2 separate regions of the Homo sapiens genome follow, and region 2 is linked to region 1. The links are chromatin contacts, found by Hi-C or POLR2A ChIA-PET in ENCODE. All regions are on one chromosome and are shown on one strand. The core of a region is the stretch at or near the end of the contact, and the rest is flanking DNA. Distances in the headings are between cores, read along the strand shown.

What was found. Hi-C counts contacts between places; a loop is a spot of excess contacts on that map. ChIA-PET counts read pairs that join two places held with the same protein, here RNA polymerase II (POLR2A). Pooled maps may share reads with other maps.
Region 2: a pooled map shows a loop between it and region 1 (12-fold over the local background). The contact joins the promoter of TMT1A here to the enhancer-like site in region 1. A Hi-C loop is called at or near these places in 1 of 50 pooled maps. POLR2A ChIA-PET finds 5 or more read pairs at or near these places in 5 of 52 experiments (GM10248, HepG2, IMR-90 and 2 more).

Annotation. Positions count from the first base shown.
Region 1 is chr12:50,784,069-50,790,575 of GRCh38, forward strand. The region is part of intron 2 of ATF1 (activating transcription factor 1); the gene reads left to right. Among named protein-coding and RNA genes, the nearest start is that of ATF1, 23 kb to the left of the region's middle. RefSeq lists an enhancer at 3,062-3,991. Within about 2 kb of position 2,848, at least 8 of the 41 ENCODE cell types and tissues checked have a DNase peak (open chromatin) inside an H3K27ac peak, as active enhancers do; they include IMR-90, where a contact is called at or near this core.
Region 2 is chr12:50,922,100-50,928,606 of GRCh38, forward strand. It overlaps TMT1A (thiol methyltransferase 1A), which reads left to right and starts at 2,916. Exons shown (of 2, transcript NM_014033.4): 1 at 2,916-3,437. The coding sequence starts at 2,940. RefSeq lists enhancers at 2,030-2,239, 3,253-3,796.

The sequences.
Region 1 (6,507 bases), core at 1,598-4,097:
GAGAGGACCACCTGAGCCCCAGAGGTCAAGGCTGCAGTGAGCCGTGATTGCACCATTGCACTCCAGGCTGGGTCACAGCATGATCCTGTCTCAAAAAAAAAAAGAAAAAAATTATGTAAAGGAAACAGTATTTTATAATAATTCAGTATAAACTGGGGATATAGCAGTGAACAAAATTCTCAGCTTTCATGTATCTTATATTCTAATTTTGGAGAGACAGGCAACAAAACCTATCAGTTGGTAATATGTGCCATGGAGACAAATAAAGCAGGATAGGAGAGATAGGGAGTTGGTGGTGGGGACAGGGGACTTCTCTTTTTATACAAGGTAGACAGAGACATTTGTCTGAGGAAATACTTGTTCAATTATATGGACCAACAGTTGTAAAACTGTGAGACTAATATGTGCTTGATATGGTCAAGGAACACTGAGGTGGCCAGTGTGTTGGGAGAGGGATGGATAGAGGATGAGGCAGAGAGGGTTGGGGTGCGAAGAGGGGAGAGTGCCAGATAATGTAGGCCATATACCACTGTAAAATTTTTGTGTTTTGATCTGGGTGACGTGGGGAACCTTTAGAGTGTTTTGAGTAGAAACGTTATCTGGCGTATCTTAAAAGAATCACTCAGACTGCTTTGTGGAATAGAAACAGGAAACTAGTTAGAAGGCATTACAGTAATGTACATGGGAGATGACAATGGCTTGGACCAGTGTGGTAGCTGGGGTAGTGATGAGACAAAGTTAGATTCTGGATATATATTGGTTGTAAAGCCAATAGTATTTGCTTTTGGATTGGATGTGGAGTTTTATTTTTTATTTATTTATTTATTTATTATTTATTATTATTATACTTTAAGTTTTAGGGTACATGTGCACAATGTGCAGGTTAGTTACATATGTATACATGTTCCATGCTGGTGTGCTGCACCCATTAACTCATCATTTAGCATTAGGTATATCTCCTAATGCTATCCCTCCCCCCTCCCCGCTGGATGTGGAGTTTTAAATAAAGGAACGAGCCAAGATTGACGTCACAGTTTTGGTTTGAGCAACTGTTAAGAATGAAATTACTTGACCCGGGCGTGGTAGTGCATGCCTATAATCCCCTCTGCTTGGGAGGCTCAGGTGGGAGGACTCCTTGAGCCCAGGAGTTCCAGACCAGCCTGGGCAACATAGTGTAGACTCACCCCATCTCAAAAAAAAAATTATATATATACATACACACACACACACACACACACACACACACACACACACACACACACACACACACAGACGTATATATATAATTGCCATTTATTGAGATGGACAATGCTGGATGATGTTTTCCATTTCTTTTTGGGGGAATGTTGGCAATCAGGAATTTGGTTTTTAGGCATGTTATGTCTGTAATATTATCTGTGTTGGTTTTCTGTGCTGCAGAACAAATCACCACAAAGCTAATAGCTTAAAACAACACACATTTATTATCTCACAGTTTGTGTGGGGTCAGGCATATCTTAACTGGGTTCTTTGCTTTGCGGTCTCACACCAAACTGCAACTGAGGCATTGGCTAGGGCTGAGTTCTTAGCAGGAGGCTAGACTAGAGAAGAATCTACTTCCAAGGTCACTTAGTTTGTTGGCAGAATTCTTTTCACTGTGGCTGTAGGACTGAGTGCTTCAGTTTTTTGGTTGGTTCTTGGCTGGAGGCTGCCCATAGCTCCTAAAGGCCACCAGTAACTCCCTGCCACGTGATCCTCTCCGTATGCAGTTCACAGCATAGCAGCCTGCTTCAAGTCCAGCAGGAGAGTGAGAGCAAGTCTGCTAGCAAGACAGTCTTATACATAATATAATCAAAGGAATGACATCCCATTTCCTTGTGATAAAACATGACATCCCATCATCTTTGCTTAATAAGGTTGGTTAGAAGCAAGTCACAAGTCCCTCCCACTCTCAAGGGGAGAGGATTAGACAAAGTCCCAAACACCAGGAGCTGCAGATCATGGGGGCCACCCTAAAATCTGTTGGGCAGACCATCCAAGTAGATTTATCCAGTAGGCAGCTAGATATATGAGTCTGGGGTCCAGGAGAGAGGTCCAGACTAGAAATCTAAATTTAGGAGTTGTGGCTATATAGGTGGTATTTATAATTATGGGATGATTTCCAGACTCCCCCAAGATGCAGAAAGCTGGAAAGAATGTTACTCTTACCCTGAAACAAGAATAAGTTGTATGTTCTATAAAATAATAAACTCATAGAGGTGGGGTGTGGGCATGGCTCACCTGTGGCAGAGCACAGAAAATAAGCAGGGCTGCGTACTAGCAGGAAAATTAATGAATTGCTAAAGTCCAAGTGTAGGCAAGCGTGAGCGTATAGAATCCTTGGGAGCTGCAGACACAAAGACAGTTCATACCCTCTTGTAGGTTTTTCTCCAAGGACCTCCAGCAGTTGCTTAGGAGAAAAATGGGGCTGGGGACACAAGGGAGACCAGAGAATGCCTTGGTAGGTGGTACAGGCCCACTTGGACCTTTTTTTCCTTTGGAAAAAAAGGCTTTAAGCCGCTGGGAAAAAGGAAATAAACCCAGTTTTCCATTGTGTCTGGGAAAAGTAAAAAGAAAAAGAAAACCCACAAACCCTGAGGGAACGGCAGGAAACTGTTAAGGGCTTAGACTATTAGAGTTTTTCTGCCACTGGGAGAAAGCCCCAACCCCTGTAACCCAGGGACATAGGGCCTACCTGAGACTGAGACTGGGCCAGGACAACAAAGAACCTCCCTGTTGGTGCTGTCAAGTCAAGCAACAGCAATCTACCCCTGGGGGAGGGACAAGAGTATGGAAAGAGCCTCTTTGGGGCAGATGCAGAGATGAAGCCTAAGGCTGAGTGTGTGGCAAGAACAATGAGAAAAACCCTCTGACATACCAGCCCCACCCTAAGCAGAAAGTCATACTAGAGGAATTTGAAGCTGGTAGTACACTTAAGGTAATCCAAACAACAACAAAATCCAAACCCAGCTCAGTTCCTGAATAGATGACTCAACCCCTTCCCTACGCACACACACACCCTAGTGAAGAGGTGTACTCTCTTGTTTTCCCATTTCTGAAGATAAATACTATTTACTTTAGTCTCTAGTGTCTTACCCATGATGTCTGTCATTCAGGCAAAAATTATAAAACACATACCAAAAGCACACAAAGAAGCAACTCACTGTCAAAAACCAAAACAATAAACAGAACCAGACTCAGGATAACCCAGCTGTTGGAACTATCAGAGAGTGAATTTCAAATAAGAATGAATAATATGTTAAAGGCTCCAGTGGGAAAGGTAGAAAACATGCACAGACAGCTGGGGAATTTCAGCAGAGGGTTAGAAACTATATGAAAAAGTCAAATGGAAATGTTAGAAATAAAAATGGTGTGGTGGCTCACGCCTGTAATCCCAGCAATTTAGGAGGCCGAGGCAGACAGATTGCTTGAGCTCAAGAGTTCAAGACCAGCCTGGGCAACATGGCAAGCCTCCATTTCTACTAAAAATACAAAAGAAAAAAAAAAAGCCAGGCATGGTGGTGCACACCCTGTGGTCCCAGCTACTCAGGAGGCTGAAGTGGGAGGATTGCTTGAGCCCAGTGGGCAGAGGTTGCAGTGAGCCAACATCGCACCACTGCACTCCAGCCTAGGTGTCAGAGTGAGGCCTTGTCTAAAAAAAAAAAATGGTGACACAGGTGAAGTATATGTTTGGGTTTATTAGTAGACTTGACACAGCTAAGAAAAGAATCAGTGAACTTGAAGATAGGTCAGTAGAAATTACCCACAACGAAAACAGAGAACAAAGGAAAGGGCAGGGAGAAAAATAGAGCATCCAAGAACTGTGGAATAATATCTCTTTAACATAGGTGTAGTGTGATCAAAGTCATGTGACTAGATGGGATTACTGAGAGGTAAGTATTGTAGAGATGAGTCAATGGATCTGGGCTTCTTTAGCATTTGGAGTTTGGGGACATTGAAGAGGGATTGTCAGTGAGGTAGGAGGAAAATCAAGAGTAACTCAAATATTGGAAATCAGAATGAGTGATGGTCAGCTGTGTAAAATGTGGCTGATAGGTCAAATAAGATGAGGAATAAAAATTAACTATTTTATAGCCAATCTTTTTTTTTTTTTGACATAGGGTCTCACTCTGTCACCCAGACTGGTGTGCAGTAGTGTGAACATAGCTCACTGCAGCCTTGACCTCCTGTGCTCAAGCAATCCTCCTGCCTCAGCTCCCCAAGTAGCAGGGACCACAGGTGTGTGCCATCACATCCGGCTAAACTTTTTGTATTTTTTTGTAGAGATGGGGTTTTGCAGTGTTGCCCAGGCTGGTCTCAAACTCCTAAGCTCAAATAATCTGCCCACCTCAGCCTCCCAAAGTGCAGTGCTGGTATGCGTGAGCCACTGCACCTGGCCCTGTTTTTTTTTTTTTGGAAACCGAGTATTATTCTGTTGCTTAAGCTGGAGTGCAGTGGCATGATCATATTTCTTTGGCCTCAAATTCCTGCCCTCCAGTGATCCTCCTGCCTTTGCCTCCTGAGTAGCTAGAGCTGGTTCCTATTATTCACAGATTCTGTATTTGCAAATTTGCCTACTTGATAAAATTTATTTCTAACTCCAAAAACACTCACGGCACTTTTGCGGTCATTCATGGACATGTGCAAAGTGGCAAAAAATTTGAGTCACTCCTATATTCCTGGCTGAGGTCAAACAAGGTGATGCTGTGTCTTCTTGCATCAGCTCTCATAGTATAAACAATTGGCCTCTTTGCGGTCTAGTTAGTATAACTACATTTTTTGCATTTTTCTCCTTTTTGTTGGTGATTTTGCTATTTAAAATTGACTCCCAAGTGTAGTACAAAGTGCTATCTTGTGTTCTAAGTGCAAGAAGGCTGTGATGTGCCTTATGGAGGAAATACATGTGTTAGATAAGTTTCATTCAGGCATGCGTTACAGTGCTAGCGACTGATACGTAGTTCAGTGTTAATGTATATTAAATGAGGTTTTTTTTGTTGTTTTTTTTTTTCGGAGACAGAGTCTTGCTCTGTTGCCTAGGCTGGAGTGCAGTGGTGCAATCTCAACTCACTACAACTTCCACCTCCACTTCCTGGGTTCAAGCAGTTTGGGTAGCTGGGACTACAGGCGTGCGCCACCATGCCCCGCTAATTTTTGTAATTTTAGTAGAGACGGGGGTTTCGCCATGTTGGCCAGGCTGGTCTTGAACTTCTGACTTCAGGTGATCTGCCCACCTCGGCCTCCCAAAGTGATTACAGGTGTGAGCCACCATGCCTGGCCTGTTTACTATTTATTTTTATTTGTTCCTGCTCTATTTTAGATTTTGGACTGATAATTTAGAATCTAGAATCTTTATAATGTAAGTGAACCAGTGGACAGAGAAGTAGTATGAAGTTCTGGCAGAGTGCAGTGGCTCACACCTGTAATCCTAGCACTTTGGGAGGCGGGCGGATCACATGAGGCCTGGAGTTTGAGACCAGCCTGGCCAACATGGTGAAACCCCATGTGTACTAAAAATACAAAAATTAGCCGGAAGTAGTGGGCGCCTGTCATCCCAGCTACTCGGGAGGCTGAGGCAGGAGAATCGCTTGAACGCAGGAGGCAGAGGTTGCAGGGAGCCGAGATTGTGCCACTGCACTCCAGCCTGGTTGACAGAGTGAGACCCTGCCTGCGCCCTCCCACCAAAAAAAAAAGATTGGGGGACCAGGTCCTCCCTTTCCTCCTTTGAAAGGTCTCTCAATATTTAGATTATCAGGTTTGAGAGTGGGGTTGGGAAGAGAATCAGGACTTTGAGACCCTGAGTAATGAGCATTTTGTGAGGTTAGACGAACCGTAGTAATAAGGGATAGGGACTACCACTAGCTAAATCAAAATCTGGTGCCTATTTTCCTTTTCAACCTGACAGACCCATAGCCTGCATTAAATCACATGGATTGCCAGAAACCTTTGAGGAATGATGGCCCTTAGTCTTTTAGAAATGTAGATTAATCCTATCATACGCTCTCTCCATTAGCTGAGTGGCTTCAGTTATTGAAAGGTGGGGAGACGTTTTGTTAATGTTTTCCAAGTGTAATGGTAACTCTAGAGCTGGACTCTCAAGACTTGTGGGTTCTATTTTTTTTTTTTTTTTTTTTGAGACAGTTATTACTTTGTCACCCAGGCTAGAGTTGGAGTGCAGTGGCGCAATCACAGCTCACCACAACCTCCACCTCCTGGGCTCAAGCAATCCTCCCAGCTTAGCCTCCCACATAGCTGTGACGATAGGCATGCGCTGCCAAACCTGGCTAATTTTTGTATTTTTTGTAGAGACTGCATTTTACCTATGTTGCCCAGGCTGGTCTTGAACTCCTGGGCTTCTCTTGTCCTCCTAAAGTGCTGGGATTATAGGTGTGAGTCCCTGCACCCAGCTCTTTGTTTATTCTTATTCTTCAATTTCTCTATGCCCATATTGGGGTACTGTCAAAGAGGAACAGAGCTGGACATATGTTAAAG
Region 2 (6,507 bases), core at 1,666-4,165, 140 kb after region 1:
AGTATGTACTCTCTTCCTTTAATCTGTAAGATTAATTTTTGTTGTTGTATGTATCAGTAGTACATTTGTTTTGTAGGGCTTTTTGAAAATTAAGTATTCCATTATTTGAGTTGACCATTCAATTTCATTTTTATTTTTTATTTTTATTTTTTTGAGACAGTCTCATCTCACTCTGTCGCCCAGACTGGAGTGCACTGGCACAATCTCAGCTCACTGCAACCTCTACCTCCCAGCTTCAAGCAATTCTCATGCCTCAGCCAGGCTGGTCTCAAACTCCTGGCCTCAAGTGATCCGCCTGCTTGGCCTCCCAAAGTGCTGGGATTACAGGTGTGAGCCACGGCACCCAGCCTGATAATTCAATTTCATCTGTCTCAACTGGGCTTTGTGACCCAGGTATTGTCCTTTGCTAAGAGCCTCAGAATGCTGTTTTGTTTTCACAATTCTGAAAAACAGTTTCAGGAACAACATTCAGGCTATTTCCCTAAACAAAAACAAAAGATAAGTGCAAAAGAAAAAAAGAAAAGAGTGTGTCACCAGAAGGATAATGAGGTTGTCTGATTTGTAAAAGGAAATATCTATAGCTGGAGATAAATGGCAAAGTTGTCCAGCCAGGTAGGTTCCCAAAAGTATTTTAATTTTCTTAATGATTATGTCTGGGGTTACTTTGGTACTTTTCTTACAAGCAAACTTTGTGGCCATAGGCCTCTCCATTTTAAAAAGAATAATTAAATTCTCTACAAAATTACTTTCATTCTCCTTTGCTGAGGGCTTTAGAATCTTCCAGTCCTGTGGAGTTGCTCAGTTTCTTCCCTGGATCCTGTTTTCAAAAACAGACAGAAGGGCAACCCGCTCGGGTCCCCTTCCACACTGTGGAAGCTTTGTTCTTTCGCTCTTCACAATAAATCTTGCTGCTGCTCATTTAAAAAAAAAAAAAAGGAAAGGAAACAGGCCACAGACAGAAAACAGGCCACTGATTGCCTCAGGATTAGGAATGCAGAAGGGAGGATCACAATGGAGCAAGAGTAATCTTTTAGGGGTGATGGATATGTTCATTTATCTTGGCTGAAGTGATGGGTTCACAGGTATATAGATATGTCAAAACTTATCAAACTGTACACATTAAATATGTAAAGTTTATTATATGTCAATTCCACCTAAAAAAATCTGTTAAAAATGGAATAGATACAATATTTATAAAATACATGCAGGTTATAACAAATCATGAAACAACAGAACACTCCCTGTATCCATCACCCAGTTTTTTAAAGTAAATGTTTACTATTTTTAAAAAATTATTTTTTTCTGTGTTCCCTAGCCACCCTAAAGCTCAGGCCTTTTTCTTTTTCTTCTTTCTTTTTTTTTTTTTTTTTTTTAAAGAGATAGAGTCTCACTATGTTGCCCAGACAGGATTTGAATTCCTGGGCTCAAGGTATGCTTCTGTCTTAGCTCCTCAGTAGCTGAGACCATGGGCACCCACCACTGTGCCCAGATTCGGGCTTTCTTGTAAAAAGCGGATGGATGCTTGAAACTATTTTCTGAATCCCTTTGGCTCCCAAATGTGAATATTCTGGGAAATATTTTTATCCAAATTAGCTGAGTAATCGAGTAGTTAGGCACATTTTGAAGACTGAGGCTTGTCCTTTAAAAGAAGGGCAGCCCACAAACTGACTTCCTTGAGCCAAAAATTGTTTTAAAAGGGGAAGTACAGCCCAAAACAGTGATTTTAAAATATCAACAAAAAGAGTCAAATTCTGTAAAATATTTAAAGAGATTTATTCTGAGCCAAATATGAGTGACCATGTCCTGTGACACAGCCCTCGGGAAATCCTGAGAACATGTGCCCAAGGTGGTCAGGGTACAGCTTGGTTTTCTACATTTTAGGGAGACATGAGGCTTCAATCAAATACATTTAAGAAATACATTGGTTCAGTCCAGAAAGGCAGGACAACCCGACGCGAGGCAGGGAGCTTCCAGGTTATAGGTACGTTTTAAATTTTTCTGGTTGACAATTGGTTGAGTTTATCTAAAGACCTGGGATCAATAGAAAGGAAATGTCTGGGTTGCAATAAGAGTTGTGGAGACTGAAGTTTTATTATGCAGATGAAGCCTCCAAGTAGCAGGCTTCAGAGAGAATAGATTGTAAATGTACTTAAGGTCTGCGTTGATGTGAATGCCGGCTTGAGGTATAATGAGGCATATCTGACCCCCACTTCCCCTCATGGCCTGAAACAATCTCTCAAGTTAAATTTTAAAAGCGCCCTGGCCAAGGAGAAAGTCCATTCAGATGGTTAGAGGCCTTAGAACATTATTTTTGGTTTACAAAAACGTTGAGTTGTGAACACTGAGAGCCTCTGCCCAGAATGTAAAAGAGAGAATTCTTGCTGACTGTGGCCGGGCATGCATGTCCTTTCACTTCCTTTTTTTTTTTTTAAAAAAAAAAAAAAAAAAAAAAAAAACAGGGTTTGGGCGGGGGAAGTAAGGGGGATGTGTTATGATAAAGGGGCCTTGGCAGCACTCTTCTGGTGTGGTTTGACCAGGCTCCACCCACGAATTCTGTTTTCTTTTAGAGGTCACTGGAGAGCCCGGTGGGGTGTAAGTACACTGCGCTTATAAAACTCTAGCAGGAAGCTAGCAGCTGTCTCCAAACCCAGAGAAGGGGAAACAGGAATCGATTAGGAATAAAGGATTATAATCCACTTTCCTTCTGAGGAAAAGCTGGGAACCTTCTCATTTTGCCTTATGAAAACTAAGCTGAATCGACTGCTGCCAAACATCTATTAGGCAAAATTGGCCTCTTGCCCATGATTTGACTTTCCAGCACAGCCAGTTCTTTTTCTCCTCTGCAGCTGATTGGCTCTGGAGTGTGGCCAGAAGCCTCTCTCCTGCAATTAAAGGAGTCGGGTCTCTAACTGTTGATCTGTTTTTTTCCCTTCTGAGCAATGGAGCTTACCATCTTTATCCTGAGACTGGCCATTTACATCCTGACATTTCCCTTGTACCTGCTGAACTTTCTGGGCTTGTGGAGCTGGATATGCAAAAAATGGTTCCCCTACTTCTTGGTGAGGTTCACTGTGATATACAACGAACAGATGGCAAGCAAGAAGCGGGAGCTCTTCAGTAACCTGCAGGAGTTTGCGGGCCCCTCCGGGAAACTCTCCCTGCTGGAAGTGGGCTGTGGCACGGGGGCCAACTTCAAGTTCTACCCACCTGGGTGCAGGGTGACCTGTATTGACCCCAACCCCAACTTTGAGAAGTTTTTGATCAAGAGCATTGCAGAGAACCGACACCTGCAGTTTGAGCGCTTTGTGGTAGCTGCCGGGGAGAACATGCACCAGGTGGCTGATGGCTCTGTGGATGTGGTGGTCTGCACCCTGGTGCTGTGCTCTGTGAAGAACCAGGAGCGGATTCTCCGCGAGGTGTGCAGAGTGCTGAGACCGGTGAGTGAAAGGGTGTGAGGAGGACTAGTTAGTAGCAGCTATTATCATAGAGGGCAGGCCTGTCAATTTCAGGTGGCTGAAACATTTTAACATAAAAAGTAAACTACTAGAAAATACTGTAGAATTTTTTAAAATTTTAGCGTGGGAGAGAAGCTATAAAGAGAAAGATTGATAAATCTGAATATAAAAACTTAAAACTGCTATAAAGAAAAAACCTCCTGGCCGGGCACAGTGGTTCACGTCTGTAATCCCAGCATTTTGGGAGGCCAAGGCAGGCAGATCGCTTGAGGTCAGGAGTTCGAGACCAGACTGACCAATATGGTGAAACCCCATCTCTATTAAAAATACAAAAATTAGCCAGGCATGGTGGCAGGTGCCTGTAGGCAGGAGAATCGCTTGAACCTGGTGGGGCAGAGGTTAAAGTGAGCCAAGATTGCACCACAGCACTCCAGCCTAGGCAACAGAGTGAAACTCCATCTCAAAAAAAAAAAAAAAAAAAAAAAGAAAGAAAGAAAAAAAAGAATAAGAAAAAAAAACTCCCCAAAACAAAGTTAAACTACAAAACAAGCTTGGAAAAAATATTTGCCAGGGATGATAGACAAAGGGTTAACTTCCCTCATGTTAAAAGACATTACATGTCAATAAGATCAATATTTTTCAATAAGAAAAACAAAAGGGAAAATGGGCAAATAACAGGAACAGAAATGTAAACCAATTATAGGACAAAAGTGCTCAAACTTAAAGAGTTAATTAAAGGAGATACTAATTTTACCTATTATACTGTTAGGGACTTCTTTTAAGGTCAGTATAGGGTTGGGGTGGGTTTAGGGGACTGGACACCACCATACACATTAGAAGAGGTACCCTCTTTGGGTGGTATCTGATAATATCAAAATTTAAACCACACATACTCTTTTATCCACATGCAAAAACTTGTCCATACACAAGAATATTAAGTAGAATTTGTAATTGCACAAACTGGAAATAACTGAAATGTCTATCAATAGGATGCTATGTAAGTGAGTTGTCATATTGTATAAAGGAACACTGTGCAGCTGTCAGAAAGAACAAGAAGAGTTATCTGTGCTGATACTTAAAAATCCCCAAGGGATAATGTTTAATGAAAACAAAAAGCAATCAAGCCACAGAATGTTAGGTAGAGCGTAGGCCCACCACATGCCCATTGTGTGAGGCAGGGAGAGGAGATACATATATGTGTATAAGTTAATGGGAATGACAGACAAGTAACTATTAACAGTGGTTGCCTTTGGGGAATGGGATTGGATTCAGGGAAAGAATTACTTTTCATTTTAAACCTTTCCGTAAAGTCTGTAATTCTTTATACCTGTATGTAGTTTTCACATATTACCCTTATTATTTTTAGCTAGTTTAAAATCGTTTTATATTCTGAACAAAGTTGAAGATATGGATATCTTAACATTTGAATTTACTCTTCTGGGGGAAAGGCATGTTTTGTAATCCCCAGTTTTCATTTTTTGTTGAGACAGGGTTTCCCTCTGTCACCCAGGCTGGAGTGCAGTGGCATGATCACAGCTCACTGCAGCCTTGACCTGCTGGACTCAAGCAATCTTTCCGTCTCAGCCTCCCCACCCTCCCAGCAGCTGGGACTACAGGCATGCACCACCACACCCAGCTAGTTTTTGTATTTTTGTAGAGATGAGGTTTCGCCATGTTGCCCAGGCTGGTCTCAAACTCCTGGGCTCAAGTGGTCTGCCCACTTTGGCCTCTCAAAGTGTTGGGATTACAGGTGTGAGCCACCATGCCCAACCATCAGTTTTATTTTCTAATAGAGGAAGTTCCTCAGGAAGAAAAGAACTTGGAGATAGGGTTTAGGGAAAATCATACAATCCTGTCTTGGCTCAATATCAGAGTAGTAAATAAAAAAGGACTGATTCTTATACCCAAATGCTGGGTTCTTATATGCTAAGACTGGGCACCAACTGGCACATTAGTAGATGTTTTGCTTACAGTGTTACTAATCTCCCAACACCGCTGCAAGGCAGGTAATTATTATCTCAGTTTTCCAGTGCCAAAAATCAATTGAACTCTTAAAGTTATCACATTCGTGATAGTCTTCCTTAGCTCCTGCCAAGCACCCACTCTCTGCTGGATATAACAAGGGAACTTTATTACATTTTCATTTAACCCTGTCAACAGTCCTCTAAAGTACATATCTTCATGTTAGGACAAAGAAACAGACTCAGAGAGATTAAGGAATTTGCCCAAAGTTACACAGCTAGTAGACATGGCTCTCTTTAATGCAAATGCAAATATTCCTTTTTTTTGAAACAGAGTCTTGCTCTGTCGCCCAGGCTGGTGTACAGTGGCATGATCTTGGCTAACTGCAGCCTCCACCTCCCAGGTTCAGTGACTCTCCTTGCCTCAGCCTCCCGAGTAGCTGGGTTTACAGGCACATGCTACCACGCCTGGCTAACTTTTATATTTTTAGTAGGGATGGGGTTTCACCATGTTGGCCGGGCTGGTGTCCAACTTCTGGCCTCAAGTGATCCACCCACCTTGGCCTCCCAAAGTGGTGGGATTACAGGTGTGAGCCACCGCGCCCAGCCAAATGCAAATGCAAATATTCTTACCACTGTACCACAGTGCTTGTTATTGGGGTTTTCATCTTTCTGATTTCAACATTGCTATCACTCTTGCTGGCTCTTCTTCCTCTACCCATCTCCTACCACTGGGGTTCCTTTCTTGGTGACACAGGATTTTTGCTCCTTAGCTCAGCTAGGTCCAGGTTCTTGTCTCACATTCAGGAAGAAATAGGCACGTGAACATGGAAGAGTGAGTGGAGTAGAATTTATCAAGCGAAACAGAAAGCTCTCAGCAAAAAGAGGGGTCCTGAAAACAGGTTGCTGGTTGCCCCCTTCGCAACTGAAAAGCTGATGGAGCTGGATTCCCTGTTTGTAAAGGCATGAATTCCTGGTGGCTCCACCCCATTCCCCCAGCGTGCATGTGGGGCCTTAGTGGGCTGCAGGCATGTTTAGGCAAGCCCCTGTGCAAGTTCCCTTATCTGCACAAAACATCTCATGTAACCATT